Linked DNA regions of Homo sapiens: region 1 is linked to region 2. Evidence: chromatin loops called from intact Hi-C (ENCODE). Cell type or tissue: GM12878. All regions are shown on one strand. Links, peaks and the distances in the headings refer to the core of each region. The heading gives the core; the rest is flanking DNA.

Region 1 (2,917 bases), core at 291-2,790, 75 kb before region 2:
ATTTACACTCTCGCCAACAGTGTAAAAGCATTCCTATTTCTCCACAGCCTCGCCAGCATCTATTGTTTCCTGACTTTTGAATAACCACCATTCTGACTGGCGTGAGATGTTATCTCATTGTGGTTTTTAGTTGCTGTATTCTTTTTTGTTCTGTTCCTTTTTCTTTTATTGGGAGGCAATGCAGTGTGCAGATTAAGACATCTGGAGTCAGACCACTCATGTCTGACTCCCAGCTCTGTAATCTGCTGGCAGTGAGACCGTTGGCAGATTGGTCCCTCTAAGCCTCAGTTTCCTCATATGCAAAATGCAGGTAGTAATTCATATGCACACACATACACACTTCTAGAATCCAAAAGCTTTGTAAACAGATTTTTTTTTTCCTGAGTTTGACATGGACTCATTTGGCAGCAGGACCAAACCTGAACTGACGTGATGCTCTTTATAATAGTTATTTATCCAACCAGGAGTGAGTATTTGTATATCTAGCTGCAGAAATACTACTGTGTTTCATGATAGGATCCTCCCGCTGACTGCTGGAATGTTCTGTGATAGATATACTATGTTACTTTGTAAAATCCAAAGTTCTGAGTTCTGAAAACATCTGCCCCCAGAGTATAAAGTATTGTCAGCGTGTGGTATTTACCCTCAGGTGTGTCCTGAGGACCGAGTGAGAGGGTGTGTGTGATGAGGCTTTCACACGGGGAGCCCCAGGCAGCTCTTGGGAATGCTATTCACATGGAAGGTGACACACTCATGGTGCCTCCCAAGTGGAGCCATGGGGTTTATGCTACAGAAGAATTGTTATGGCCCTGGCACCAAGCAAGCGCTCAAAAACAGTAACAGCCAACATGAATACAGGGGCTTGCTATGTGCCAGACACAGTTCTAGGGGCTTTACATCATATTATCTCTTTTTATCTTTACAACAGCCTTTATGAGGCAGACACTATTATCTCCACTTTACAAGTGAGGAAACCCAGACACAGAAGGTTAAGTAAATTACCCAAGACTTTCTGATCAAGAGAGACAAAAGTCAAAGATCAGCTACTACTGTTTTCTCCTTTCTTTCCTCTCATTATAAGTGCTGCACATAATAAAAGAATGAAGAAAAGGAGATCCATGATTAATGAAAATTTCCCAGGAGCTACTTTCAAACTGTATCTCATTTTATCCGCAAAACAAATCTGAGATAGATGTGAAATTGTTCTCCTTTTACAGAAGGAGCATGGAGAGCTTAAGGGACATAAGGAGGGCAAGTGCATTCATGCGGAGGTCCGTCCTATGTCCTATTCCAAAACCCATTGTTGCATCTCAAGAGGAAGTTTTGACAGGGGAGTTAAGGGTTAACCAGCTCAGGCTGGAAATGCTGAATCACCCAATTAAAGGAGACTTGCTGCTTTGATGGGAAGGTCTGATCCAAAACTGCTGGGGTGACTCTCCTTGACCCTACCGTTTGGGCAGCTTCATTTATCTTTTCTGTGTCCCTGACCTTGATGTTGAAACCATTACTCAACCCTCAGTGAAGTTCTTAACCGGCTTTTTTGAAATGACTCATGCATCAAGGTCCAGCCATCTTGACTTTGTAGGGCCCGATGCCCTGAATTAGCTTCTGAGAACCCAGTGCCCAAACTGGTGTCCCCAGGTGGGCCTGGCAGACCATAGGTGGCAGCTTTCTCGGTTCTCCTTCACTTCACTTCTCTCTGGATGTGTGCGTGCTTTTTCTCTCATTGCTAAGGCACGCCCCAAGCTTTTTGCTTATTTGTTTTTATTTTCATCTTAAAATCACCCATGCACTGTTTTACCCCTCCCATCAACCTACCTATATGCATAAATCTTCTCTAGTTTTGATCAGCTGTCTTTTTTTCCTCCTCCAAGCCACCCTCTCTTCCCTTCTCACTAAAGAAATTCTTAAATGAGAATCATGATGTACTCACTTGATCATCTAGTCACTGCTCGCCTGAATTCAGTCCCTCCCCCAGCTCTGCACTTTCAAAGCCTATCCCCTCTTTCCACTCTCCACTCTCAGAGGGCAGGTGAAGCTGTGGGCCCCTCTCTCCCTCCTGGACCCTCCTTCTCCAGCCCAGAAGCTGGTTCTGTGGTTTCTGCACTTCTTTTACTGCCCTTTTCATTTTCCTTTGCTGGCTCTTCTTAGAGCTTAAATGCAGGTACTTCCTGCAAACGTGTGTTCCTATTTCTCCTCAGTACACCTTCCTTCTGATTTCATCCAACTTTATGGCTTCAACTATTGCCTCTGGGTGTCTGGCTTCTACACTGTTGTCTAGCCTGACTGCTTTCCAGAGATCAGAGCTTGATTTCCAGCTGCGGAATGGGTGTACTGAAGTCCCCTCTTGCATGCAAATAGTGTTGCACCTTGTTAACAATGCCATTCCTGCGCTGCATTCATTCTCTCAGAGGCTCAGGCTTCAAATTTGAGAGCCAGTTTCAGCTCCTTTCAAGCACTGACCAAACCATGGAAATTCTATTTCTGAGTTTCTCAAACCTTTTTTCCTTCTTTCCACTGTCCTAGCATAGGCTTTTGATATGTTCTATCTTGATTATAGTGATAGTTTCTCAGTAGATCTCTTTGATTGTTATCTTTGGCTCTCAGAGCTAGCATAGAATATGCTAGCAGTGAGTGATGTAGGTACACAGCAAATCGTATCATTTCCTGAAAACTTTCTGTGAGTCTCTTATTGCAAATTAAGTAAAATTGCAACTCTGTAACCTGTGGTGAAATGCCCCTTTCATTTAGCCCAGCCTCCATCCTGGCCCCATCGCTGCCCAGGGTCCCTGCTCCTGCCCACATCACACCCTGGTTGCTTTCTCCTAACTGGAAGGCCATCCATCTTTGCTCCTCTCTGCCTGGCAATATACCACCCTGCGTCGGAGGCTGGGAAGCAATTTTAGGAGGCTTTCCT
Region 2 (2,917 bases), core at 200-2,699:
TAGTGGTAGTGGTTATTTTTTAAGGATCAAATGTGGTTTTATTATTTTTGAAGTTTTATGACCTATTCAGTTCTTTGTGTTCACTTCTAAAAAATTTTTGAGGCCTTAACTCTGACATTTTCTAAATTTCTTAAATGTATTGCATTTCATTTATGTCCTCCATCTGACATTTGAAGGTGACATATTTCCCTTTTTTTTTTTTTTTTTTTTTTTTTTTTTTTTTTTTTGAGACAGTGTCTCGCTCTGTCACCCAGGCTGGAGTGCAGTGGCGCGATCTCGGCTCACTGTAAGCGCCGCCTCCCGGGTTCACGCCGTTCTCCTGCCTCAGCCTCTCCGAGTAGCTGGGACTACAGGTGCCCGCCACCACGCCTGGCTAATTTTTTGTATTTTTAGTAGAGACAGGGTTTCACCGTGGTGTCAATCTCCTGACCTTGTGATCCGCCCGCCTTGGCCTCCCAAAGTGCTGGGATTACAAGCGTGAGCCACCGCGCCTGACCTTGAAGGTGACATATTTTCTAGAAAAAAATACTGATTTTTTTTAAATGAAGACTGAGGGGCTGTAAAGAACAGGGATTTCAGGGGTCTTATAAAGGGATTTCAGGGGTCTTATCATAAAATGGTTGAATATACATTATTTTCTGTTGAGACAGAACAAATGGGGTATCAGTAAGTATAATTAGGGAATCCCTTTCCCACCTGTTTGTATAATACAGTATTTTATCTATTAAAGGAATTTGAAAAGAAAGGAAGAGAACTATGGACTTAATGGTTATATGAGTCTTTAAGTGTTTATTGGCCTGGGATGTGTGTGAGAGAGTGAGTGTATTGGGGGATAGGCTTTAAGTACAAGAGAGGTTTATGAAATTGTTCAGATTGAGTGTTATCAAAGATAAGAAGACATACAAGTGCTTGTTTTTCAGATTATTGACAATTATTAATTAGTAAACATTAAAAGCCACAAAGAATTAGATGGTATTCATTTTAAAACAATGTAAGGCTGGCATAAATTTTAATAAAGTATGTACATTTAATAGGTGCATGTAATGCAAGTAGATTATAACTAATTTTGTTTGGGAAATACAAAAAGCGAGTTCAGAAACTACTTTTGCTTTAACATAGCTATTATTAGTATTGTTTCTTATGCATTAATGCATTTTTATAAAGTGTTAATGTTTAGAGCCTAATGCTTTCTGTGTCAGTCATTCCCAATATCATGCAGAAGAAATCAGAGTTCGGTGAGAATCTGAGAATATGTTTCCCATGCCATCTCAGGGTATAACTCCACCAGGGAATGCTCCGACTGTCACTTCAATGAGCAGCATCAACAACACAGTTGCAACACCTGCCAGTTATCACACGAAGGATGACCCCAGGGGACTCAGTGTGTTGAAACAGGAGAAACAGAAGGTTTGTTATAGGGAGTTAACAGACTTAGGAGTCTACTAGTGTCAATGGTTAAGTTAATGTAGATACCTAGCAGATAAGTGGTATTGTGAGTATGTTGTATGAAGTAGATAGAATTGAACTATGCCTAAAATTACAATAAAACTACAAAGCACTTAAAAATCATGCATACAAACTATTCTGTTCTAAAAAACTTCTGAACTTAACTAAAATCTATATAGTGAGCAGGACAGTATAAGTGTGAACATTATGAAGTTGCTGTAATTTTTTTCTTTGAGATTTGGGGAATATACTCTTTTTTTTTTTTTTTTTTTTTTTTTTTTGAGATGGAGTCTCGCTCTGTCACCCAGGCTGGAGTGCATGGCACAATTTCAGCTCACTGCAACCTCTGCCTCCCCGGTTCAAGGGATTCTCCCACCTCAGCCTCCTGAGTAGCTGGGAGTACAGGCACGTGCCACCATGCCTGGCTAATTTTTGTATTTTTTTGGTAGAGATGGGGTTTCACCATGTTGGCCAGGCTGGTCTCATTAAACTCCGACCTCAGGTGATCCACCTGCCTTGGCCTCCCAAAGTCCTGGGATTATAGGCGTGAGCCACCACATGTGGCAACCCCACAGTTTTAACAGATTGTTTATACTTTGATTTGGTTTTGCAGATGATATGCATACTAAGGCTTTAAAAAATTATCTAAATGTTTAATAATTTTTTGTTTTTGTGATTGGGAATTATTTACTTCTGGGAGTCATGATCCTAAAGAAACAGTAAATTGGCTGTTTAGAGTGGGAAAAAAAAACTTCAGGTAACTTTGTTACTTAAATCCTGTCTCTTAATTCATAGGTTAAGACCTTAATTTTGCCTCTCTCGGTTTATGACAGTACTCTTGACTTTAGCCTTTTAACTCCCTTTATGTGCGTTTTTATCCATCACTCCTGTTAGTTGTAAGAATGTAGGCCCACGTTTATGTCTTTTATCTCCTTTGTTCTTCCCAAGGCTTCTTTGCAAACTTTTTCTTGTATTTCCAATTCCTAGTTCCCTCTTTTTCTAATTAACCCCCAGTAAAAATACTTGGGATATTAGAACTGAAATTCTGATGGTTAAAAAAGAATACAGAAGTACAGTCATGCATCTGTTAAGGATGGGGATATATATTGAGAAATGTGTTGTTAGGTGATGTGTTGTATAAACATCATAGAGTGTACTTACAAAAACCTATATATGGTATTGCCTTTTGCTCCTAGGCTACAGACTTGTATAGCCTGTGGCTGTACTACAATGGTAAGTATTTGTGTATCGAAACAATCTACACTGAGCTTATTCAACCTGCAGCCTGCGGCCCACACGTGGCCCATGATGGCTTTGAATCCGGCCCACCTCAAATTCGTAAACTTTCTTAAAACACTATGAGTTTTTTTTTGTGTGATTTTTTTTTTTTAATAGCTCATTAGTTAGTGTTAGTGTTAGTGTATTTTATGTGTGGCCCAAGACAATTTTTCTTCCAGTGAGGCCCAGGGAA

What was found. Hi-C counts contacts between places; a loop is a spot of excess contacts. Peaks named below come from ENCODE experiments on the same cell type or tissue, not always from the same donor. Only the 100,000 strongest peaks of a DNase experiment are listed, where the experiment ranks them.
Region 1: it touches region 2 in a loop (5-fold over the local background); 3 of 110 quality-filtered maps call a loop at or near these places.

The regions. Positions count from the first base shown.
Region 1 is chr18:9,868,568-9,871,484 of GRCh38, forward strand. No RefSeq gene overlaps it. Among named protein-coding and RNA genes, the nearest start is that of TXNDC2, 16 kb to the right of the region's middle. RefSeq lists a cis regulatory region at 1,151-1,753 and an enhancer at 1,460-1,619. In GM12878, for the core only: no CTCF peak of the experiment used is centred there; a DNase peak (open chromatin) is centred at 1,554.
Region 2 is chr18:9,943,652-9,946,568 of GRCh38, forward strand. All of the region lies in intron 4 of VAPA (VAMP associated protein A), which reads left to right. Among named protein-coding and RNA genes, the nearest start is that of VAPA, 31 kb to the left of the region's middle. In GM12878, for the core only: no CTCF peak of the experiment used is centred there; no DNase peak of the experiment used is centred there.